Linked DNA regions of Homo sapiens: regions 1, 2 and 4 are each linked to region 3. Evidence: chromatin loops called from intact Hi-C (ENCODE). Cell type or tissue: heart right ventricle. All regions are shown on one strand. Links, peaks and the distances in the headings refer to the core of each region. The heading gives the core; the rest is flanking DNA. Region 1 overlaps EFL1 (elongation factor like GTPase 1). Region 2 overlaps TMC3 (transmembrane channel like 3). Region 3 overlaps IL16 (interleukin 16). Region 4 overlaps TMC3-AS1 (TMC3 antisense RNA 1).

What was found. A loop is a pair of places that touch in the nucleus more often than their neighbours do. Peaks named below come from ENCODE experiments on the same cell type or tissue, not always from the same donor. Only the 100,000 strongest peaks of a DNase experiment are listed, where the experiment ranks them.
Region 1: it touches region 3 in a loop (5-fold over the local background); 5 of 110 quality-filtered maps call a loop at or near these places.
Region 2: it touches region 3 in a loop (3-fold over the local background); 62 of 110 quality-filtered maps call a loop at or near these places.
Region 4: it touches region 3 in a loop (19-fold over the local background); 104 of 110 quality-filtered maps call a loop at or near these places.

What each region holds. Positions count from the first base shown.
Region 1 is chr15:82,194,718-82,200,249 of GRCh38, forward strand. All of the region lies in intron 15 of EFL1 (elongation factor like GTPase 1), which reads right to left. Among named protein-coding and RNA genes, the nearest start is that of EFL1, 65 kb to the right of the region's middle. RefSeq lists an enhancer at 3,543-3,602. In heart right ventricle, for the core only: a CTCF peak has its summit at 3,475 (motif pointing left); DNase peaks (open chromatin) are centred at 1,274 and 3,464; H3K27ac peaks cover 1,497 bases.
Region 2 is chr15:81,330,313-81,336,555 of GRCh38, forward strand. TMC3 (transmembrane channel like 3) reads right to left here. Exons shown (of 22, transcript NM_001080532.3): 21 at 4,408-4,663; 22 at 776-2,950. The coding sequence ends at 2,107. It overlaps TMC3-AS1 (TMC3 antisense RNA 1), which reads left to right. Exons shown (of 7, transcript NR_120365.1): 2 at 2,033-2,229. Among named protein-coding and RNA genes, the nearest start is that of TMC3-AS1, 9.1 kb to the left of the region's middle. In heart right ventricle, for the core only: a CTCF peak has its summit at 3,742; no DNase peak of the experiment used is centred there.
Region 3 is chr15:81,271,501-81,277,743 of GRCh38, forward strand. It overlaps IL16 (interleukin 16), which reads left to right. Exons shown (of 19, transcript NM_172217.5): 6 at 1,590-1,704. Among named protein-coding and RNA genes, the nearest start is that of STARD5, 50 kb to the right of the region's middle. RefSeq lists enhancers at 3,568-3,862, 3,588-3,882. In heart right ventricle, for the core only: a CTCF peak has its summit at 3,710 (motif pointing right); a DNase peak (open chromatin) is centred at 3,731; H3K27ac peaks cover 1,760 bases.
Region 4 is chr15:81,397,236-81,403,478 of GRCh38, forward strand. The region is part of intron 6 of TMC3-AS1 (TMC3 antisense RNA 1); the gene reads left to right. Among named protein-coding and RNA genes, the nearest start is that of TMC3, 26 kb to the left of the region's middle. In heart right ventricle, for the core only: CTCF peaks have their summits at 3,614 (motif pointing left) and 3,822; no DNase peak of the experiment used is centred there.

The DNA.
Region 1 (5,532 bases), core at 533-5,532, 920 kb after region 3:
GCAACCCACGTTGTAAGGCCTCCCTAGTTATGAAAATAAATAGCTTGCTTTACTCAAAAAGATAGATGAAGTTAGTGGGTTCAAATGCTCAGCTTCTCTACTTTTCCACAAAATCTAGTAGTCAATGTTTTCGGAATCTTGTAATCAATGAGGCAAAGAAAACAAAATAGGATACACAGAAAGATTCTATGATGAATACAAAGAACAAAACTATGGATCTGCTATATTTTAAAATAAACTTAAACTTGGTAATGACTTGTGACCTTGGGAAATAATGTATTTTTATATCACGTAGCGTTCAATATCAATACATTCAAATTATTGTTATAATTTTACTAATAAACTGTCACTTTCTACCTGTTTGGGCTTTTCTTAAAGACAATTTTATATTTTAGCATAGGTTTAATGAACTTGGTTTCGGTTATAAACTTGTCTAACCTCATAAGGGGAAATTTTTCAAATGTATTATCCAAAAAACTCTGGATGTATCTGAATTATGTAGAAATCAGACTTTAATGAGCCAAACTCAAATCCAGAAAACACTCAAAGTTACTCTGAGGAGTGAAGATATTTAGAAAGACCTAAGTAAGACTAATGTTCTGTTACCCACAAACTCTTAGAGCTGTGTTTTCAGGCTGTAAACCGTGCTAGTGTATCTCATGTCTGGGCAGATTAATATATCTACTAATGAAAAACACACACCCAACCTCGTTGCCTACTCTAAACTGATGTAGGCCCTTGGGAGAAATTAATTCTTGGGGAACACAGTGAACATGAGAATCAACGAAGATGTACACAAGCTGGTGGCCACATCCTAGAAACTCAAGTTTCCTAATAAGCTGGACCTCCAGTCTCTCTTTGTGATTTGCTGTCCCTCAAGTTTCCCATATGTAACCTAGAAGCTAAACGCCAACAAACTAATGAGTAACTGTAAGAATATCTCCTAGAACTTCCACAGACTCCATTTTCCTCCTGCTCAAACTTCTATTCCATTTCTGTGCTCAGAAGCAGCACCTGGGAGGGGAGCACACAGTCATTCATTTATTCATTCCCACCCACACTTGAACATGCATCCTAGTAAAGTGCACCCAGGCTCAACATCAGAGATATGCCTAAAGAATGAGGACCCTTGCCCCAGGAGCTCCGAGACACTAACTGAAAACACAAACAATGTAAAGGAATCAATGTTCTAAGGGAGATCTATTAAAAGAAGTACAGGAACTCAAAGAAAGGAAAGAGCCAGATGTATCTGTCTGACGCAGTTGGGGAAGGCTTCCAAGAGGCGGTGACATTTAGCTGGCAATGAAGGGAGAAAGAACACTTGAGGAGAAGAGACAGCGTGTACCGAGACACAGAGGCATGAAAATCGTGGTATATTCAGGAGTGCTGAGAACTGAAGCATAGGGAGGTCAGAAGAAGCAGACAGTGAAGGGTCTCTTTCCAAACTGAGCAGAACTGACGAATCCTCACTGTCAGCTTCTCTCTTCCTTTTGAGGAGCCCAGCTATTTCTCTGCCTGTCCTTTCCAGTGGTTTTGCCCCTTACAAAGGGAAAGACCCGGGTTCTAGATCAACTCTCAAACTATCAGCTGCCCAAGCTTGGAGGAGACCCAGCCTCTCTGTGAGTCTCAGATTATTTATAGGAGAAAGGGCCTACAGAACCTATGAAACTCAAGGGTTCTATATGCAGAGTATCAAAAATCATTAGAGCATATTTTCATTTTTAATAATCATAGTAAGTGAGAAGAATCAGTAACAGTGTTTCAAATAATCTCAGCTATACAACTACACAGAAAATAAAATTATAGCTAATAAGCAATGGCTGGGATAGTGTAATTTGCTGAGCAAGTCAAAATCCTTTCAGTTTTTTAATATGCAAAATGAAGAGAAATTTACCACTAAAGTTTGTTTCAAGGCTTAAGTAAGAAAACAAACAAAACTGACTCAGTGAACACCTGGCATGCAGTTGGTACTAAATAAACGTTGGTTAAATCTAATTTGATATATCTTTCAAGTGCATTAATAATTGTGGCTTCGGCCGGGAGCGGTGGCTCTCGCCTGTAATCCCAGCACTTTGGGAGGCCAAGGCGGGCGGATCACGAGGTCAGGAGTTCGAGACCAGCCTGGCCAACATAGTGAAACCCTGTCTCTACTAAAAATACAAAAATTAGCCGGGCATGGTGGTGGGTGCCTATAATCCCAGCTACTCAGAAGGCTGAGGCAGGAGAATCGTTTCAACCCAGGAGTCAGAGATTGCAGTGAGCCGAGATTGCACCATTGCACTCCAGCTTGGGCGACAGAGCAAAACTCCAACTTAAAAAAAAAAAAAAAAAATTGTGGCATCATTGTTAGTATCAGTTAACAAAATATATGCAAATATAGTGAAACTGATTATGTAAACTGTTTAGAAAGTGAAAATTTACTATTGTCATTTTAGAAAATTGAAGGCTTGTGGTTTTGAAGAAAAACAACTATTATACAATAAATCTACTAATTGCTCATTTTGTTTAGAGCTAAAAAAAATGTTCCTCTTTCCTTTCCACCCCTATTCCCAGGGGACAGAAAATTTACCTTTGATTTCCAAGCATATCTGATTTCTTCCAGTCATTATAGAGTCAAATAATAAAACAAATTCAGATACAACAGTGAAGGAATAACAACTTTTACTTCAATTCTACACTTGAATCAATAGACTCAAATCCTTAGAAATATGATCATCAATGCAATTATGTGCTGAACTGCTAAATTAACAGTCATCTGGGAAACATAAAACAAAACTAGTGACAATGTGCTTCTAATTGCATGGGGGTTCAGGATATTAGTGATATTTTATATTCTGCTTCATTGCTCACTAAACAGCATATATTTTCATAATAATGCTTTTTTCCAACTAGAAACAACCAAAGGTGTCATAACTCAATTTCCAAGATGAAGAGAAAACAAAAATAGAGAAAATATATACAGTTGAAACAATGCCTTTAGTAGTTGGAAGAGGGGTAGGAGGGGCAAGAGAATGAAAAAAAGGGCCAAAATAAATTTAAATGCCTGCTTTGAAGTCATTCTTCAGGTTGAAACAGCAGGCTAAATCAATTTCAACTCCTCTATATTAATGATTCAGTCATCTCTAAGCCTCCAGTAATAAAAAGTGCCTGCCTGCCTGCCTACCTGCTGCCTGCCCTGCCTGCCAACCTGCCTGCCTGCCATGTGTAAGACTCTGGGCTAGGCAGGGGGATATAGTCTATAACCTACAATGAGAAGTCCTGGGTTGTGTTAACGAAACTGTAGCACAGTAAAGCACAAAATCTACTGAGCATTCATATGCCGTTAACCCTAAGGCCCTTTATAAACAGTTACAGGCTACACGTTTTACACATGGGCACTGGTGTGGACAGAGCACAGGCTCATGCATGCGCTGACATTGAAATTGCACTCTGTTTCTCTGTGATTTGATGAAAATCTGTGGGAAAGGCTGCCCCCTTGTGTTCATCTCAGTGCAGTTGTGACCCTGCTAGAGCTGGAACATTGCAGATGCCTTTTACCATCATCCCATGATGGCTTCAGAGAGGGGACTTCGGCCTGCTCAGTCTCTACCCAAAATCAAGGCCAGTGTAAACGAGAAAGTGCCAATGCTTCTGAGCTCGTTCAAGTCCAAGAAAGCCATTCTGGACCTCTCCCGAGGCACAGCCAAGTGAGCTAGTCCTCATGGATCCAATCAGGATAACTATTTTGTTTTGTTTAAAAAACAAAAAACTCCTGCTTATGAGAAGAGATCTTTGGAAGGATGGAATTCCTCTATGTCAAATGGCCTCTGGACCTCTGGCTGTCTGAATGTCACTTAAAGCAACCCACAGATAGAGAAGAGGGCACAGAGGGTACTGAAAACAGCAACGTAACTAAGAAATACAGGAAAACCCAAGACATGGACAGTGGAAAAGGTGAGGAAGGGTCCTGGAAAACCAACCAGGAGAGAAAGGAAGGCCATAGAGATTCATCTACCTCAACTTCCTTCTATGCAGATGCAGTTTCAGGTCTGGAAATTCCCACAAAGTGGCCAACTTGCCAGAGGTCCCACTGGTAAAATCCAGTGCTGTTTCTCCAACCAGAGGATGCCTTATTTACTAGTTTGCGATCAAAACTGTGAAGCACCTACAAATAATTTGGAAGACTAAGCACCCAGTATGAGAAACCTAACCTAGTGATCAATATAGAACCAAACATATAGTAAGCACAAAATAAATGTGAGTAAATGATTAGGATATAAAATTAAGCCAATAAAGATTTCACTTTTCAGAGGAAAAAATAGTTCACTGCATTAAAAAAAAACAAAACCTGCTTTTTTTCTTTTTAAAAATCTTTGGATCCTGAGAAAGGAAGGCTTATGAAAGACACCTTATATTCCTTCCTCCCTCTCTCACATCCTTCCACCTCCAAATCCCAAGTCCAAAAACAGATAAAATTAGGGAGAGGCTATGTCAATGCAGGAAAAGGTCTTATCCAAAAGCCAAAAACTTTGAAAAATGGAACTAGATTAAAGGCCACCCAGGTATATTAGAATTAACTTATGACACTAAGATAGCAGTTGGTTGCTCCAGAAGTTGAGAAAGAGAGAGAGAGAAAGAGAGAGAGATCCTGGGCTTCACAAATATCCGAGAGTAAGAAGGCCAAGGGCATAAGTCTTTGTCTCAGGGAAGACCCTCAGGCAAAAGTAGTTCTGGCTGCTGCCTTCTGGCTCAATTGGAGACAGCTAGGACTGCGGCCCGCAAAATAAGACCTTGTATGAAAATGGAAAAGGCTACTCCCTCAAAAGAAACTAGTGCTGGGATAATTTTAACTGTTTCAAATCATTTATTTGGTAATAATAAAGAAACCAGAACAACATAATGCTGGGTTTAAGCTGCAGTCCCAGCTTTAGCTCCCTAGTGAACTTATTTAAATTCACACACATGAATTTATTTCTTACTATGTATGCATGTATTATGCATAGATAGAAGTCTGGAAGAATACACCGATAACACCTGTAGGAATCAGCCCTAGGAAGGCAACTTGCTTAGCTTTTTCTATATAATTACCTTTACAGTAAAAGAGTGGTCATAATTTACTTCTGTAAATAAGATGTCTTAACATAGACATTTAATGTATCGCAGGAGATAAAATCATTTCAAGTTTATATAGAATAAATGTTTAAAAATAGCCCCCAATTATTAAAGCTAAAAGTGACAGAACCAGATTCAAAAATGAATTATTGATACCCTCAAAATCAAACAATACAGGCTTGCAAATACAGCAGAATAGAAAACAGCATCCAGAAACAAACTACAGTTGTATGGGAAACGTGGTAGTGAAACAGCGGGGAAGGAAGCAGGGGCAGGGGCAAGTTTATTTGATATACTGTGCTGGCACAACACCTATGCATCGGGAAAAAAACAAACCTGAATACCCAAGCTTATGCATTACCTGGGTCATGCCCTAGAAAGGCTTAGCCAGGCACATGAGAGTTATAGAACGTAAAACATTCAAAGAAAAACACAAGGAAG
Region 2 (6,243 bases), core at 777-5,776, 59 kb after region 3:
GGGAACAGTGCTGTTCTTCCCTCTGGGCTCATTGGCTGGATGGTGTAAACCTGGCATTTTCTGTGGCTGTGATTTCCTTCTCCATTGACTACATGGAGGAAGCCTGTTGCCAGTAGGAGAAAATGAGGTCAACAAACATAGAAATAGAGCAGAGAGGTGAAAAGAGATTCCTGAGGGTGCTTTAATGCCCTGGCTCCAGTTGGGCCTGAGGCTAGCTTGAGTCCCATCCTTCCCAGTTAAGCAAACCAGCAAATCTTAGGGATAAATCATGGATTACTTCCAATCTAAGTGTCCTGACTCATTAATACAGATATACTGCCCAGTTAGCAGAGTAAAATAAGTTCTCAATAAATGTTAGTTCCTCTTGTCATTACTAAACTGATTATTCATACAAACTAAGCATTGTGATATCTTTAAGGGTGGCCATCTGATTTGTGGTGCTTATTAGAGAAGATGACTTTTGTCTGTTGAAAGACAGCATTGCAATACAAACAGTTCACTCGTATCATTCCGATATCTCAGCTGAGGCTTCAGCAGGCAGGATGAGATATCTCTGGCTTGCTTATGATTTGCGGTCAACCCAAAAGGAGGCAAAGCACTGAGTTCCATTGAAATGATGGCCTGATGTGCTTCTGGATGCAAAGAGCCCCACGGAAACAATCTGCTCATGTGTGGTAGTGTTACAGTAGGTAGCCAGTTAGACATGAGCAGACAGTGGGGGCTCCTGCCAACGAAATGTTGTGGGACAATCAAAGATGGGAGACACTGAACAGAGTGAGTTCAGGAAAGGTCTTTATTAAAAGGTGATCACCTGGCTCAGTAGGACTAGCGTCCAGGAAAGTCTGAGCCCTGGATAAAGAAAGCAGCCACCTTTTAAGCAGTCGGTGGCCGGGAGTACGCGAGGCAGGAAGCGTACTTACAGAAGCGAGAGCAAAGGCAGTTGTTCAGTCTTTTACATTTATCTATACTACATGTTCCACATCCCTGGGAAACCATGTTTCTGCATCAACCTTGTAACTTTGCAGCTGCGCTAGGGTGGTGAAGCAGGAACTCGCTGAGCCTCAAGGAATGTGAAACTAGCAAGTACAGATAAGGCTTGCTGAGCACAGAAGGAAAAACAGGCAGTTAGTGTTCTTCTTTAACTTAGACTATGGGGGAGCTACACTACACTTAGCTTTTGAAGGAAAAAGTAAAAATTTTTGGTTGTCTTTGATTATACTTGTAAAATTCATGAATTCCTTCTTCAACACAACCCCCAGGAATGTCAGGCGACCATCAGGTGATGGTCAGGTGGCTGCTGATTGTCTCTCTAAAATAATAATTGGTCACAGCTGGCACCAGGGAACGACAGTCTCCCAATAGATAGAAAAAACCTGAAACTGGTGATCGGCAGCTTCCCCATAAAATGTCAGGAGTTGGGCGAGTGGGCTCAAACATGCGCACTAAGAGACAAAATGGAGCATTCCCCTGGTAAGGGAAGAACCTCGAGTGAGCGCGTGCACAACTCCAGTAAACACACTGCGCATGCTCCCCTCCCCAGCGCTAGCAGGCCACTACTGCGCATGCGGACAGCCCACCCCAAGGGAAGAAAGGGAAGAATCGTGGGGAGAAGCAACGCAAGACCCCGGAAGCATGCCAACGTGTAAAACCCCAAGTCAAAGGTCAAACAGTGCACTGGATCTCTCAAGTCGCCTGCTTGGCCCTCTACTAAGTATGTTTTACGTTCTTTCATTCCTGCTTTAAAGCTTTTCAGTAAACTTTCATGCCTGCTCTAAAACTTGCCTCAGTCTCTCCTTCTGTCTTGAGCCCCTCTGCCAAATTCTTTCTTCCGAGGAGGCAAGTATTGAGATTGCTGCAGACCCGTGATGATTCACTGCTGGTGACATACTTTGGTGCCACCTAACTCGGATAAATTTGGCTAACAGTAGCTGTAGAATAGGTATCTGTAGCCCTGTCAGCCTCAGGGCCTCAGCTAGCAGCCGCTGACCATGCCCCTCAGGTCTCTAACACACTTGTTCACCTCTTTTTCCAGAAAGGGAGATGCCATGTGCTGGCCCAGCACTCCAACAGGGGCCTGACCTCTAGGAACGGGACACTGGAGGAAGCCTAGACATCTGAACAAATCAAGTCATCCAGATCCACGGTCAGCTCCTGCCCCGACTTGGCCTTCCTCCTGCTGGGCTGGCCCACGGACCTCGGGAACCTGCCCTGGCTGTGGGTGACCTGCAGGTACTGGTCAGCGCTGCTGTTCTGCTGGTCACTGCTGGATGCTGCCGACACGGAGTCAGATTCCGTGAGGGATGGCTCGAACCTGGGCTTCCCTCTGGGCTTCAGAGGGGGCTGTGGGTATTGGAAATTCCGGGATCGTGGCTTTCTGGGCACATAGGCTGGCCTCTCAAGGTGACCCTCAAAATCTTCATTCCACGACTTGTAGTGCACCCTCCCCTGGTGCTCGGGATCCCGGGTCTGACTTTCGGACCTCTCCCCAATATAAAAATGAGGAGCCCGACGGAGGTCTATCAGGGAGCGTGGGGGAAGAGACCGTTTGATCCAATCTCTGCTTGGCGTCTCCTCCTCTTCTTCACTCAGCTGTGGGGAGGGAGGCTGGCGGGGGACCCGGGATGCATATTGTCGCACGTTCCTGGGGTACAGCTCCACAATGTCACCTGAAGCATCTATCTTGAAATGTCTTTCTGGCCAGACATTTAGATGTTTTTTCTTGTAAGAGTCACATTCATTAATGACATAGTATCTGGGGGCGTGGGGCCTGGGACCCTGTGCCAGCAAAGTCGAGGCCTGTGGTCCACGGTGAGGAGGGTTGATTTGCTGAAAGTCTTTTCGGAAAAGAGGTTCTGAGTGTACATCTTCGATGTGCGTTGTAAATGTCATAGGTGTGCGCGATCTGTTCCTGTGAAGGTCACTGGTGCTTGCACACAGACCGTGCAGATACCTGTAAGACAGGGGCGGTTAAGTAGCTGTGGCCTTGGTGGTCTCAGAGCCCCACACCTGAGGACTGTGAGCTGTGAGCAGTTCTCTGAGCATTTTCACTGAGGCTGGTTCCAACTGGTTAATGGGTATGGATTGTGTGCACAGAGACATTTGGGGGACAGGGCTAAACAGTTTTCTTTACTGCTGGAATTTTCAGAACCTAAATCAGTGATGTACACATGAGTCTCCATGAAGACTGCAGAGCGAGGGGTGTTATGCTAGTGTATTTCCTCACAGAGCCCTCTTTGTGTCAAGAGGCACATAGTGGGACTAGTGTCTGTGAAGCACATGTTAGGAACACAGTTTCTCATCCTTTCTGCTAAGCAGCTGTCTGACTTCTCAAGCACTTCTCTGAGTTTCCACTGGTGGGTGGAGGGGAGTTGTACATATTAAACAGTTCTTCCCTGGCCAGGTACGGTGGTTCACATTTGTAATCCCAGCGCTTTGGGAGGCCAAGGCAGGTGGATCACTTAAGGTCAGGAGTTTGAGACCAGCCTGGCCAACATGGTGAAACCTGGTCTCTATTGAAAATACAAAAAAATAGCCGGGTGTGGTGGCAGGTGCCTGTAATCCCAGCTACTCGGGAGGCTGAGGCAGGAGAATTGCTTGAACCTGGGAGGTGGAGGTTGCAGTGGGTCGAGATTGCACCACTGCACTCCAGCCTGGGTGACAAGAGCAAAACCCTAGTCTCAAAAAAAAAAAAAAGTTCTTCCTGATAAAGACTTGAATCTGTATGGTGGCTGTAGTTTGACCCCTAGGGGCCTCTCAAGGAGTGTTTGAACCCTTTCTCCTTGTCAAGACCCCACAGAGACAGGCAGACAACTCCTTATATAACAAGACTTCAAGTTCTTTGCTAACTTAGTCATTATCTTTAAAAAAGAGAGCCCCTGTATTTTATCTATATTGCTTTCGCTGTGCTACATTCAGATCAAATATAATTCTCCATATGAGTTTGGGCCACCGCAGGTCTATCCCCTTCATCTTTCCAGGGGTCCTACCTCCATTAAAGTAGGAAGGGATCTACTGCTTTCTTTGACCCCATGTAATGCATAAATGGTCTTGCCAATAACTTGACCAGACTAGGGCTAAAATATGGAAGATCTTGCCAATAATATGGCCACTGTGGAACTAAAAAATAAACAGTTATTTTCTTAGCCTAGACAAATGTTTATCCTAGGTTGGCTGGAAGGTTTGCTTACAAGTTAAATGGCAGATAACCTAGGAGGAAGAATTTGTCCTGTTTGATAAACTTTGACACCCCCACCCCGCCTCCATTTCTTTTTAGTACCAGCTGTCATAGTCTCCTGACCCATGCCTTCTGGGAGAATTAGAATTTAATGGCCTTGGCCTCCTGAAGCTGCAGAGGCCTTCAAATCTCTCACATTCCAGGTTTTAATCTGTGCTGCAGTGGAGCCTCACCTGTTAGTTTCATGCTCTAGCCTGGATTTGGGGACCCCAGGGAGAGGTGAGCTAGGAGCCCTGTCCCCTGGCCTCGGGCTCTGGGGCATGGACTGTGCGACTGTCTCTATCCTGCCACTCTTGCTGCTCCCTGAGTCAAAATGGGCCACGTTGCCGTTGTTTTGGGGTGTGCCCGAGTGCGCTGAGGACAGCTGGCTGGTAAGATCACTGTCGTTTGGAAGCTTCTTGGTGCTTTCTTCCTGGGTCTGGATTCGGGCTGCAGGGAGAGGGAGGTGTTGTGAGAAGACAGGTGTCACTGAGCAGGTGACAACTTCAGATGAGTTGAGTTGCAAGGGTTTTATGACATCCAAGAGTTGGTCCGCAAACAATTGAGTGCACTTACAAATGCACCTAACCAGTGGGCAACAAACATTCTGTAATTCAAATGATTTCATCCCTGCAAGTTGGAGCTGGGAGTGTAGGAGGAATCAAGTGAACACAAGGCTTTACAGTGCTCCATCTGATGCTCCCATGAGGCAAAGCAAGTACTTAACAGCTTTGGGCCTCCAGTTCCTTATCTATTCAATGGAGATAATAAAGCTTACACAACAATTATGATTCTTTGGAAACAGTTCACATGCATTCTGAAAAAAGATGTGGTCTCGAGCTGGAAAATGAACACTGGACAATGCTATTGTTATCCTGAAACAGTCTATGTGGATTCTGGCTTTTGAAGGTGACCTGAACTAAATTTAATTACGCTTAATTGGCAAATAAGCGATGACGATTACAGAGGCATTTTATGGCGTGAGCCACAGTCACTTTCAGTAATCATTATCAATTGTAGGCTTCTCTCTGAAAAGCTGATGGAGCAAGCAAGCATAATCCTTAGGCCTTAGAGGTCTTGCTCAGACATTTTTCTGGAGAGGAATATTTCCCTTCCAATTAGTGAAGTATTGCAACAGCTGTGAGAGCTAGCCCCTAAAGCCCTTCTGGGTCCCATTCTCATTCATGTAGGCTGTGCCATGTTAATGGTGCCCAGTGAGCCTTCTAGCTCACAGCACTCTGTTAGTGGTCCTGAGAAACAGATCCATCTCCTTCGAGCTGCCGTTGCCCACTTTCTTCCCTTCAGGCCACAGCAGACTTCTACGCCACATGCTTCCATTCTCCCTGCTCTGCAGGGACAGGACAGAACCTAAGGAGGCTCAGGGAAGGGACCTGGGAGGGAACATTGCAAGGAAGAGATGGGCCATGGAGAGGAAGTATACAAAAGTGACCCAGACAAAGAGATTCTTTGGGCTTTCATCCACGTGAATGTGCTGCTTTTCCTCTCCTACTTCGATACTTCCTTCTGATTTTACACATGTTTTGGGATTATTCATGGGCCTGGATATGATATAAAAATTAAAGATTTAAAACAACATTTATATCCCTAGATTTTATTTTATTGTGCATAGTTACTGGTGAAAAAACACAGGTTATCAGGAATTTGTATTGGTAGTATACCGCAAACTACTTTAAATGGCTGTATTTTTAAATGCCCACTAACTGAGACAGCAGATCTCTGCATTTAAAAAAAATATTAGGACAGGTGCAGTGGCTCACACCTAGAGCTAGCTCTAGGGGCTAGCTCTCCCCAGCACTTTGGGAGGCCAAGGTGGGTGGATCATGAGGTCAGGAGTTTGAGACCAGGCTGACCAACATGGTGAAAATATAAAAATTAGCCAGGTGTGATGGCACGCACCTGTAATCCCAGCTACTCAGGAGGCTGAGGCAGGAGAATCACTTGAACCGGGAAGGTGGAGGTTGCAGTGAGCCGAGATCACACCACTGCACTCCAGCCTGGGCGACAGAGCA
Region 3 (6,243 bases), core at 659-5,658:
ATATAGATATGGAGACGGGGGACCTGGGAGGTTGCAGGACTCGTCCAAGGTGACTTGGTTAGTGAGGAGCCGAACCAAGGCAATGACCCCAGGCTGTCTGACCCCTGGGCCTTGTTCTTAACCATGACGCCATCCTGAGTCCCCAGGATGGGTGAGACTTTGAGTCTAGAGCAGCCGTCTCAGCCAGGACAAGGCTAGGGGCCCGTGGAGGAGCCCTGAAGGGGCTCCTACCTCACCTTTTCCTAAGCCTGTGCTACTCCCGGACACCATTTGTCCTGCCCATCCTGGAACACACACCACCTTCACCAGAGGCTTAGAACAGCTGCTCATCCCCACGGCTCTCCCACTGACTCCCTACAGTGTCAAGAAGATGGAGGACAGCGTGTTGTCTCTGTGGCACGGGGTGATGCTCCTAATCAGCGCAGCGGCTCTGGCCTGAAGTAAACTGCCCATGAGCAATGGTTCTGTTACAGCAGTGGCCATCACTTTAAAGGGTCTGTCTAGGAGCCAAGCTACTGGCCACTGCCTGGCATGCTTGTACGTTGGACCCAAAAGCCTGGCCTCCAGGTGCATTTATGCCTTTATCCTGTAATACGTGCTTCTTGAGCACCTGCCTGAGGCCAGACACAGAAATAAGATGCATTTACTGTCTTCAGAGAGCTTATAGTCTAGAAAGCTGCTTATTAGACTCAAGCTATGCCCTCTAGGGCGGCATGGGGTGCCTTAGTCCTCAACAAAATTGAGCAAGTCACATGGATTTCCTTTGCTGCTTTTCAGGTCTGCCAGGCCATTCTGTGAACTCACTGGCCGATTTGCAGGGGAAGCTGTGCCCACCCTCCCTTCTCTTCCTGCTGTAGACCTCACTCAACCTTTCCCGGGACTTATTCCTGTTTGGCCTTCTCTACTGCCTTCTGGCTGCTCCCCAGCTGGAACTATCTGCTGAGCTATGAGTTTATTCTCCCAGAGCCACCTGTACAATTCCAGGATATGTTTGTTGGCTCATGGGAATCACCTAGGACAATGGCAGATAGAGCAGGTGCAGGAGGGAGAGCACGTGATTGGAGGGATGTCCTTGAGAAGGGGATTGAGAAGGCCTTTGGTGGGAGAAGGGCTACATTGTAAAGCTGCTACTATTATTACTATTGTTGGTATTTTTATGATTGTTGCTAGGCATTTTACTTTCAAACACAACCCTGTGAGTTAGGTAATATCATTATTATTTTAAAAGGAGGGAAACTGAGGTTCAGAAGCAGAAAGTGATTGGCCCAGGATTGCCAACTGGAGGGACAGAGCCAGGGTGCTGGTCTCCATCCAGCCTCCCTCTGTGTGGGAAACTTCAGATTCCCGCGAAAGCTCCAGACACTACCCAGCCCAGGCTGGCCTTCATGCCGCTGCTCTTCCTATTTTTGTTGTTGTTGTTGGTGTTGTTGTTGTTGTTGTTGTTAACCTCTGAGACCTCTGAGACCAAAGGCACCTTCTCTCCTTCCCAATCCCTTTGTTCAGGGCTGAGGCAGGCCCTCAGAAGGCATCAGGCCAATGAGAAGCATGGAATACTACCCCTAAATCAGACCTTCTCTTTTTTTCCCCAGGGTCTGGGCTTCAGCATCGTTGGGGGAAAAGACAGCATTTATGGCCCCATTGGGATTTACGTCAAAACCATTTTTGCAGGGGGAGCAGCAGCAGCCGATGGAAGGCTACAGGAAGGTAGGCTTCCCAGCCCTTTTCAGACCATGGTGGAGGAATCAGAAGCAGAATCCAGAATTGCTGGGGCCATAGAAGATGTTGGGAATGCAAAATGTGTCTTGAGTTGTCAGGATACGGCCAGCATGCATCCTGGGGTCTGCAAGCAATGGGGACACAGCTCCCCCGAGGGGGTCTTCATTATGACTGGCAGGTTGGTTGTGCATGTTTGCACATTTAGCCCCTGGCACCGTTACCCCTTAGCTGGTCTTGGGGCCAGCCTGGGTGGGACTGAAGTCTGAGGGGTCTGTTTCTGACCCTTCCCTCCTCTCACCCATTCTCTCGGCTGTCTTTCCCTTTCCATCCAAGATCCTGTCTCAGTTGCTGGGATCCGTTAACACCCCCTCTCCTTCATTCTCCCTGTCCTTCCTAACCCACAACCATAGGGAAACCAGGTTCAATGCTTCCAACCCTTGTAACGGATGAGTCTGATAAACATTTGCTAGGAGCCTACTGAATCCTAGGGTCTAGGAATACAGATAGAAACAATCAGGCATGATTCCTGAAGAGCTCATGATCTGCCACAGGGACCCTCTCTTCCACTCCCCACCCACCTTTCTTCCATCAACCCACCCCCTCTCAACTCTTTCATATCCTCACAAGACAGAAGCCTCATCCATCCTGGGAGTGAGGGGCCAGGGAAACAGAGCTGCCTGTCTTCTTGTCCTGTAGAGTCAGGGTTCCCCCCACCCCCACCTCCACCCTAAAGTCATTCATGGATTATTGAGCAACAGGTTTGGCCCAAAGAAATTGCCAGGTTTCAACTCAGGAGGCAAAGTTCAGGGGCTGGAAGTCACAGGGCAGAGAGTACCCACTGCAGGCCAAGGACTGGGCCATACACCAGAGGTCTGAAGAGAAGTGACTTCATAGCATTTTCACTCTTCTCTGTCAGCTCGCTTTCTATAAGCTATGCTGGGAGCCTAACCACCTTTAATCATCTAACTTGCTTAGGGCAGGGTAGGCACACTACAGTCTGTGGGCCAAATCTGGCCCACCGCCTGTTTTCAATGTCTCATGAACAAAGAAAGGTTATTACATTTCTAAATGGTTGAAAATTTAAAAGTGTTTTTGATTATTTTATGATATGTGGAAATGAAATGAAATCCAAATTTTAGTATCCATAAAAAAGCCTTCTGGGGACTCGAGCACGCTCATCCACGTACCTGTCATCCAGGGCTGCTTTCATCTCAGCAGGGTGCCCCCATCTCAGCCTCACAAAGTGCTGGGATTAGAGGTGTGAGCCACAGTGCCCAGCTAGAAAAAGAAACCAGAGAAAAAGGATGGATCATATACAATGGAACCATGATTAGGTGACAGCAGATTCATCAGTAACGACCAGGTCCAGAAGTCAGTGTAAACATAGTATTTATATCTGAGTTGCTTGGTGTAATGTTGAATTCAGAGAAAGTGCTCCCTGTTTGTGTATTGAACAAATTGAAAGAAAGGGAGAAAGTGGTTTTCTGTTCACATAGAAATGGATTTTATGTTACAGCATAGTGTGGAGTGGTTGCAGCTCACAAAGGTTAAAACTTTTACCATCTGGGTCTTTACAGAAAAAGTTTATCAACCCGAGCACTATGCAGAATTACACATACAGATTTTAGGGTGTGGGCAATGGCGAGCCTTTGAAGGTTTTTATACTATGGGAGGGACCTGCTGTGACCAGGGTTTTCAGAGGCTTCAGGAAGCAGAGTGTAGGATGAAGTGGGCCATTGTGAGCCCCAGGCTCCAGCTCCAAGGACTGCACAGAGGCGGTAACCCTGGGAGGAGAAGGGAGCAGATGAGAGAAGTGACAGAGCCTGAGCAGAGGTCGCAAAGGGCGGGGCGGGTCAGAGAGAACTGGAAGGTTTCTGGTCTTAGTAAACTAGAGAAAGACATTGCCTTATATAGAGTAAGAGGCACTGGAGGAGGAGGAGGAAAAGGAAGGCAAACCAGGATGTGTAGGTTTGAGTGGCAGAAGGGAGAGCGATGTCCCTGGATGACCACGAGATGGCGCTGTCCAGCAGGGAAATGACATCCGTTCTCTCTCCGTTCAGGGAGTTAGAAGTGAATGCAGACATTTGGGGAGCATGGACATTAGAAAAACAGCTGAAGTTACCAAGCAGTTGACGGGGGAGGAGGGGGGGGAGGGGAGGGGAGGGGAGGGGAGGGGAGGGGAGGGCCCAGATGCCGTTCTAGGGGAATAGCTAAATCAAGAGGGTGGTGGAGAGGAAATGTCAAAGAGAGGAAAAAAGAACAGTGGGATCAGAATTGGGAGTGTGCCATCATGTGTTTTATTATCTTTTGTACTTTTCTGTGTTTAAACAAAGGGGTGGGGGAAGGGTTGAAGTGGCAAGAAAAGAGAATATTGTGTTTTGTTCTCTTTCCTGAATGTAAGCCTGCCCAAGCCAAACTTTTTATTTTTTCTGAGCATTTGCCTCCCTTAATTAACAGCAATCATAAAAATTGAAGATTTCAATGAGTCAAGACTCTCAGCTAGTATATGATCCCTGATTCTAGCCTCAAACATTGACCAAATCATCTTTTGTAACTTCTTTTAAAAGTAAATATTTGAATCTTGAATTCAGGGCAAATACATTAGTTGCAACAAAAGTTTGGTGTACAGATCAAGGCTACTAATGTTTTACTTTTATTCCCCTTCCAAGAAACTATTGTGTAAGATTTATTTGGCAAAACCTAATCAGCCAGCTTTTACCAGATATAGCCAAATAAGGACAGGACATTCCAAAAAGCCCAGAGCTGGGCTGTGTGGCCCCAGTAAGATGGACATTCTAATAACTTAAAGAGAAGTCTAGCCCCTTAGGTAATTAAGAATGGACATTCTGAATTTTTGTTGTCTATCCTTCTTTCAGCACACATGTAATTATATTCTGATGTTTTAAATGTATCTATTTTCCTTCCCAGACTTGGAGTCTCACAATGACAAGGACTGGTTCCTTTTATTTTTCACTTTGGCTCCAGCAACCTAACAGACGGAACTGATCTGAATACTCTCCCCACCCTGCCTCCAGCCCCTGTTTCCAATACGTAGACTTGTGAAATAATATAGCACATCCAAAATCAAAATAAAGACGTGGAAATGCCCAGCTGCTAAGAAACAAAGAAACAACTTTAAATCTAAGAATGGCAGACTCAGGGGTTGATGATGTGGCGGGGAGGGCTGCTGGATGCTTATAGACCTTAAGGGCTGGAACTCAGATTTGAATGCCCACATGGGCAGAGGGGACAGAGCCTTGGGTCCATGTGAGGCTCTGAGAACCTGCACACAGCCTTGATAATGAAAGAGTTTCCCCTCAGTAAAGCCAACAGGCCCCAGGGGAGCAACAAGGAAACTTAACTTTACCCATGGCTCCTCAGTTGGCCAAAAACATCTCTCACCAAAAAGTGAATATCAAAATTGTGTCATATATGGGCATGCAGGTTACATTTATAGTTCCTGTAAAGCAAAGGTAATGCCAAGGTAAGAAATTAATATGAAAACTAGTCCCAAACCAGTGAAAACCTTGGGGTGCCAAATGGAAATAAAGGAAAAACTGGCAGTGACCTGGGGTGTATGGGAATCCCATAGAAAAACAGAATATCCTGAAAATGAGTTTATAAAGATTACATACTATACTACATCAGGAAATGTCCACTGTTGAGGAGAGTCAGCAGAAATAACAAAGAGGAGCGTTAGCCCTTAACAACTTAACAGAACAATCTAAAAGAGACTATAGAATTGCTATGTTTAAAATCATTTTAAAAAGATAAAAAAAGGAATATAAACTGTAAGACAAGACCGGAAACAGTAAAAAAAAAAATAAGTGGAAGTGAAAAAAATAACTTTTGGAAATGAGCAAAAAAAGCAGTCATTGAAATAAAAAACTCAATGGATGGCTTAAACAGAAGATTAGATGCAGCTGTAAGGAGAATTAGTGAACTGGAAATTATCCAGTAGGCCACGCAGATCAAAGAAGAAAAAGATGAGCACTAAAGAAATATGGAGAATAGGTTGAAAGGGTCCAAAATACATTTAATAGGAATTTTAGAAAGAATAGAGTGAAAAGGGAGAGATAGTATGCAAAAAGATAGTGGCTTATAATTTTCAAGAACTGACTTAAGGCATGATATTTCTGCTTGAGGAAACACAAAATGTTTCCTTTCTCTCTAGTGCATCATAGTAAAACTGCAGAATATCAAAGACAAAGGAAAAAGAAATCTTTTCTTTCCTTTTTTTTTTTTTGAGACAGGATCTCATCCTGTAGCCCAGGCTGGAGTGCAGTGGTTCAATCACAGCTCACTGCAGCCTTGATCTCCCAGGTTCAAGTGATCCCCCACCTCAGCCTCTGAAGTAGTTGGGACTACAGGTGCATGCCACTACATCCAGCTAATATTTGTACGTTTTGTAGAAACAGGGTTTCGCCATGTTGCCCAGGGTGCCCCCATCTCAGCCTCACAAAGCGCTGGGATTAGAGGTGTGAGCCACAGTGCCCAGCTAGAAAAAGAAACCTTAAAAGAAACCAG
Region 4 (6,243 bases), core at 627-5,626, 130 kb after region 3:
AAAATGAACAGGCATATGATACATCCAGACAATCATATACAGCACATGTGAACTTCACAACAACCTTATATAGTTGGGCAGGATAGTTCTTGTCCTGTTACAGATATGAAATTCACCGATATATGCAACATATTTAGTAGACATCTACAGGGTTCTCCATGCGCCCCATAAATTCTACCTGTTCCATAATTATTTCCTTGGAGGAAAGTCTTTCCTTCAAAGACTCACAATTCTGTAGGAGGTCAGGGACCATCCTGTGTTTCTGGCAGAGCTGAAATGTATCCTGGACCACAGAATGGAGGATGTCCGCATGGTCTGGGTTGGATGGAGGCTTGAGTGAATTATCACAGCACAGAAAAATGTTATTTTCTCTGGACAATTTAAAAACAGTGGTGACCACTTTCTACTTTTGGTTTCCCCATGATGGCAAAAAGAAATACAATTGGACTCTAAGATGATGGTGACTCATGATGCCTGCTCCCTTCATTGCTGCAGATCTTTGGTTCTTATTGTCTATTATCTACCTTGTCCCTTCCTTCTATAATCTCCCCAGCTCCTGATATCTAAAGGCAGGACATCTCAACTCTCTATCTTAAACTTAAACCAGTTGCCCATCTTCCTGCCATTCAGCTTTTCAATGTAACCGTCAAGTACCTGCAGCCTTTCTTTTCTGGTTCTGCATTGGATGATTGATGTTTCATTGACCTTGTGGAGGAAAGAGGGTACAGGTAAGCAGTAAAGACTCCAGGATACCAGTGATGACATTATATGATGCTAAAGAGTGTGTGTATGTGCGCGCGCGTGTGTGTGTGTAATGTGCACAGCCCTTTTTTACTTTTGAGACTCCGAGACCCAGTGATAAGTGAATTGAGCAAGGCTGCACTAAGAAGACAACTGCTGCCATCTTGGGCTTGAAGAGATTCATCTTAGAATACTGAAGGGAGAATTTTCCCCTCCACCTTTACAATCCCTGATTTGGAAAGATCTTCTCCTGTGATAATTAACTGGTCCCAGGCGTTGCCCTACTCAGCAGCAATGGATGGATAGGAGGGAAACCTGGAGATAATAATGGCAGCTTTCAGGGAATCCCATCCTGTGAAGACGTTACCTTCAAGACCAGAAAGAAAAGTTATGCTCTCGTCATTTTCCTGCATGTTGGCCCTACTACTCAGCCCTTTACCCCTACCCCATCCTTCCCAACAATGAGGAGGTGTTGAGTAACCTTGTTACCTTGTTAAAGAGACTGAATGATGCTGCCACCTTTGTCCTATAAGGAACTACTTGGTTTGAATTTCTCCAAGTCTATGCCAAACTCCTGAATGAGTTTGGCCCGCCTTTGGTTTATACTGTTTAGCCAGCCCTGCTCTAACTAGGCTCCTGTCCGCCTGAGAAATATGTCCCTTTCCAGACACCTGTTTGTCCTCTCCATAGCCCTGGCATGACCTGGGCAATGTGACACCCAGAACATGCCTGGATCTGTACCTTATCACTAACCAAATCCATGTAGGAATACTAACTATTTGAATTCCTTAGCTCAGTATCTGAGTCTGAATATGCATAGATTAATATTTCCCAAATAATCTGATTCCATTAGCGATAATTTGAGAAATATCTTGGGACAGTTGGAAAGACTTCAGACCTTTTCCTTAGTCAAACTGCAATGCTTTCAAAAGTTTTCTAGCACAGTTTGGCCTGCAAACAAATTTAGTTCATTTCAGTAGGAGGTAACAAAGCTTTCTGTACCTGCCTTCTTCTGGTGTAGTTCTTGTTTGCACTTTATTTCTCTGCAATGTCATGGGGGGAAGCCAGGTAATAAATAGAGACAGATAGTAAACAGACTCCTAAGTATTTAATGGGGTTGGTCGGATTTACGGCTCCAGTGTCGTAACACAGAATTACCCAATTCCTTCAGCTGCTTAGTAAGTTTCACATTATCACACAAATCAAGGGTGACTCTCTTAAAGTTGTGGTGATCATCTGAATGCTTTTCTTCATTAGATGTCAAAGTAGGAGAAAGACAACTATTTTGGAAGGTTCTCAGACGTGAAACACTGGAAGATATCTGTGAATCTACCTCCCACTCTCTATCACCATGCCCAGGAATGTATTTCCTTTGTTATATTGACACTGGCAACTCCCAGATCTGATTGCCTTGATGTAGCCTGGAGCTACGAGAGGTCCTTAGAATCTGTTCTTGCCAGTGGCCCCTTTGCAGAATTAATAAAAAATCTTATGCACAGTAATAGCAAAGCTTTGCTCCCTCTACTTGACTTTTGGGAAAGCTTGGCTCATTGGTAAACATGTAATGTTCTTTATATTAAAACAGAGTTCTGATACTCTCAGAGTTGGGGCAAATTGTTAGCCTTTCACCAAAACTTGAAAGGCTTTCTACGTTAAGATCCAAGCTCCTGCCTTATAAATATTCTGAATTACAGTCAATTTTGGAATACTCTTGTGGCAGAGAAAGTAACATGCACCAAATAGTCCAGGCTTGTGTTGAGTTAGAGCCATGCGACAAGTTCTGGCCAATAATATATGTGTGCGAGTGATACATGCCCCTTCTGACAGAAGCAGTGAAAAATTTATGAACAATATTTTAGTTTTCTTTCCTCTACTATGGCAACTTAAGTTGTGTGAGCCAGATAATGGAGTTTCAGGATGATGGTTCCTACTCAGCCTGGGTCCCTGAGTGACTGTATGGAATAAAGCTCTGCCGACACTTGTTAGACATGACCATGTGTAACAAATAAGCCTTTGTTAAGCCACTGACCATTTGGAGTAATCTGTTACAACTGCAGAACAGAGCATATCCTGATTAACAGAATTCCTACTTCCCAAATTTCTGCTTCCTTTCCTGGCTGCATAATTTGTCCAAGCTGTCTGTCATCTACATACTCCTTTACCCTATTTATGGCTTATACTATCTCATCTGACCTTCATGGTCTATCCTAAACGTCATCTCCTTCCCAAGGATCTCCGGTTTCCAGTTGGATGGGATACCCTCCTCTTCTCTGCTAATAGAAAGAGTAGTATACCTCTCTTAAGGCAATCATCTCATTTGCTTCTCTTCCTCATCCATTTAACTTAGAGCTCCTGGAAGGTGAAGACCATGTTTGATTCACCCAAACACCCCAAGGCCCCAGCTGAACATTTTGTGGTAGCTACAGGTGGATATTATTTAGTTTGAATTGAGTTTTCTCCTGAGGTTAGCAATGCGTAGGCCAATGTAGACAGCAATGTGAAATGATTTTAAATAAGTTATCTGCCTGAAACATAGCAACAGGGAGAGAAGAAAACAAAAAAAAAAACCCTTTACATGAGTAAGTGTAATTCTCAGAAAATAAGAGAAATAGCATATCAGAAAAAGACATAGGAAGCAAAAGTGATGCTTGCTGAAGAACATCAGAATGGGAATTAGGAAACAAACTTCTAGATTTGACTCCTTTGAAAACTAATTCTGTGATCTCTCTGGAACTCAGGTTCTTCATCTTGTACGTGGGATCAGAGGCTGGACGATAAATTAATTAAGGTATTTCATTCTGGAATTTTACTTACAGAAACCCCAGGTGCTGAGATGTTTTCCAGGACTAGGATGAAGTCTCCATCTTGTGGCTAAATTAAGTTCTGCAGTCACTCAACATTATGAACGTCAAGATCCAAGTCAATTTAGTGGAGCAGCGTAGATTAGGTCAATAGCTTCTGTGAGAAACAGAAACACATCTTCTTAATGCAAATGCAGCAGGACAGGTTCATTCGCAGCCATTTGGAAAGGAATTTAAACTTGGACAACGAACTGTGCAAATATATTTATTCATTCTTTTACTAAAGAGAGGGCCTGTCTTATCTTTTCCAGACTTGCATTCCTTGGCTTGTGGCCCCTTCCTCCTTCTTCAAAGCCAGCAATGTAGCATCTTGCTTCAGCCCTCACATTGCCTCATTCTTATCTGTCAAATCTCTCTCTGCCTCACTCTTATAAGGACACCTAGGTGATCCAGAATACTCCCATCTCAAGAATTTTTAATTTAATCACTTTTACCATATAACATCCGCAGTTTCCAGAGATTAGGATCTGGATATCTTTGGAGACCATTATTAGTCTACCACTGGGAGAAAGTGAAGGGGGCTGGGGAAAGTGTTTCCAGGAACACAGTAGTCTGTCCAGCGCCCCTTCCACCACTATCATTGGTGAGATCGTTGGTAGCAGCTGTGAGGTGTGATAGAGACTGACTTTTCTCCAGTTCCAGGGGCTCCAACTGGCAAAAGCTCATAACTGTTATCATCCCCCTGACTTCAGTGATCTGCTCAGGAAAGGGCACTTGAACAAATTCAGACCAGCTCAGGAGCCTCTACCCTCCACCCCCGTAGTTGTGGAAAAAGTTTTCATATCAGCTATTCTGGAGGTAGCAAAAAGAAGGCCAAAAGATTACAGCCCTTTTTGTTTGTTTGTTTGCTTGTAAGCCTTGTGGTTCTATTTGACTTTTTAAATTATGCGCATGAATTACTTGGAGACATTTTTTAAATTGAAGTGGAAAAAATAATTTAAAAGGGAAAACTAACTAAAGTAATATAATTTCAGAGTATTGATTATTGTCCAGAATATGCTTTGTTTTATTATTTTGCTAATAAAATTAAATTCACTGTACATTGTTCCAGAAGTATGTTGACTCTAAGGAAAATGTTTTAAATGGAATAGCCTGAGGATATCATTGTGGGGAAGTATTGGATGTCCTTGATCTTTTCTGTTCATTGTAGATGTTTTCTAGAAGACAGCACATCTTAAAGATATTTCAGGCTTCTTATGAAGGAAACAGTAAACCTTTTACAAACTATATTTTCCAATTTTCTTGTCTTTTCTTGAAGTACCACTGTACAACTCTTGTTGGAGAGCTACTGTAATTATTTGTGACATGTTTTTCTTTGGCCAATTCTCTATGGCTTCTACTCAGTACAGCCACCTCATAAGAACATGAGATCACCCTCTCTGCACGTGGCTTTTGGAAGCTGCCATAACTTCATGGGTTCAAAGCTGGGTTCTCTTGGGACCTGCTTCCATGCAATGGCAGTCAGTTCATCATCTGCTGTGGTTCATTCCCTCAGCTTTTGACTCGGTCCTGGGTGTGCCTGAAAGAGAACCCTCTTCCCTCATTGCTGTCCTGAAAAACAAAACCCTCTTCTAGTTCTCACTAGAAGAGTGACATATTGTTTTGGGGGAGGAAAGTAGTGTCTCCATGTGTCACCTCGTTTCTCTCCAGGCACACAGTGCTCCAAGGTAAGGGATGCTTACAAGCTATATGACAATGAATGCACAAATTATTCAAAGTGAAAGGGTTTTAAAGATCAGTGAGTTCAATGTCTCCTCAAATGCGAAAATGCCTGTCAGAAACTCCCTGACACATCATCATCTTGCATCAGATACAGTATTTCCAGTTATAGGAAAGTCATGACTGAAATGCATGGAATCAGATTTTTCAGATTGAGAGGTCTAAAGTAGTATTTCTCAATGTGATGTCAGTGGAACACTTGCAGCAGGGTCACCTGGGATGTTCATTTAGGATTCAGATCCTTGGGCCCTGTCACCTACTGAACCATGCTGTCCAGGGATAAAATCCAAGCATATGCCTAGAAGAAAGACTTATTAACTACACTGAAGATTGAGATTAATTGTACTAGACTAACTCTCCTATACAATTCTCAAAAAACCTTGACATCTATTTGTTGAATGTTATGGCTTCTCCCTAGAAAAAGCCAGATGTGTGCCTAAGTTGCCTGCTCCCCCACCCCCTGACATTATCATATATTTAATTAGAAAAGTCAATGCCATTGACTTTTTAAAGCCAAGGGCCTCCTAGAATTATGTTTTGCAAAATGTGCTATACACATTGCTTATGGTATATCAAGTAGTCCACATATGGTTAGGCAGTTTTGGAGATAAAAATGATGAAACAATCCTATTTACACATGTTTTATAAATTTGAAATGTAATATTAATTATACTTTTTAAATTCCACTGCATTTTAATGATTATATCATAAAAGTTGTAAATGTGCTCCAAGAACTGCGTTGGTAAATTTGTTTCAGCTGTCATTCAGCTAACAGAGTCTTGTGAAAATTTTCCAATGTCACTTGTATTCTATTAGTTGTGATTCTTGTTCTTAAATTGCTGCGTGGAAACTAATCTATGGTGACAATAATCAGGGCTTGGGAAGGCTTGATTGTAAACAGGCTCATGACCCTGGGAACTTT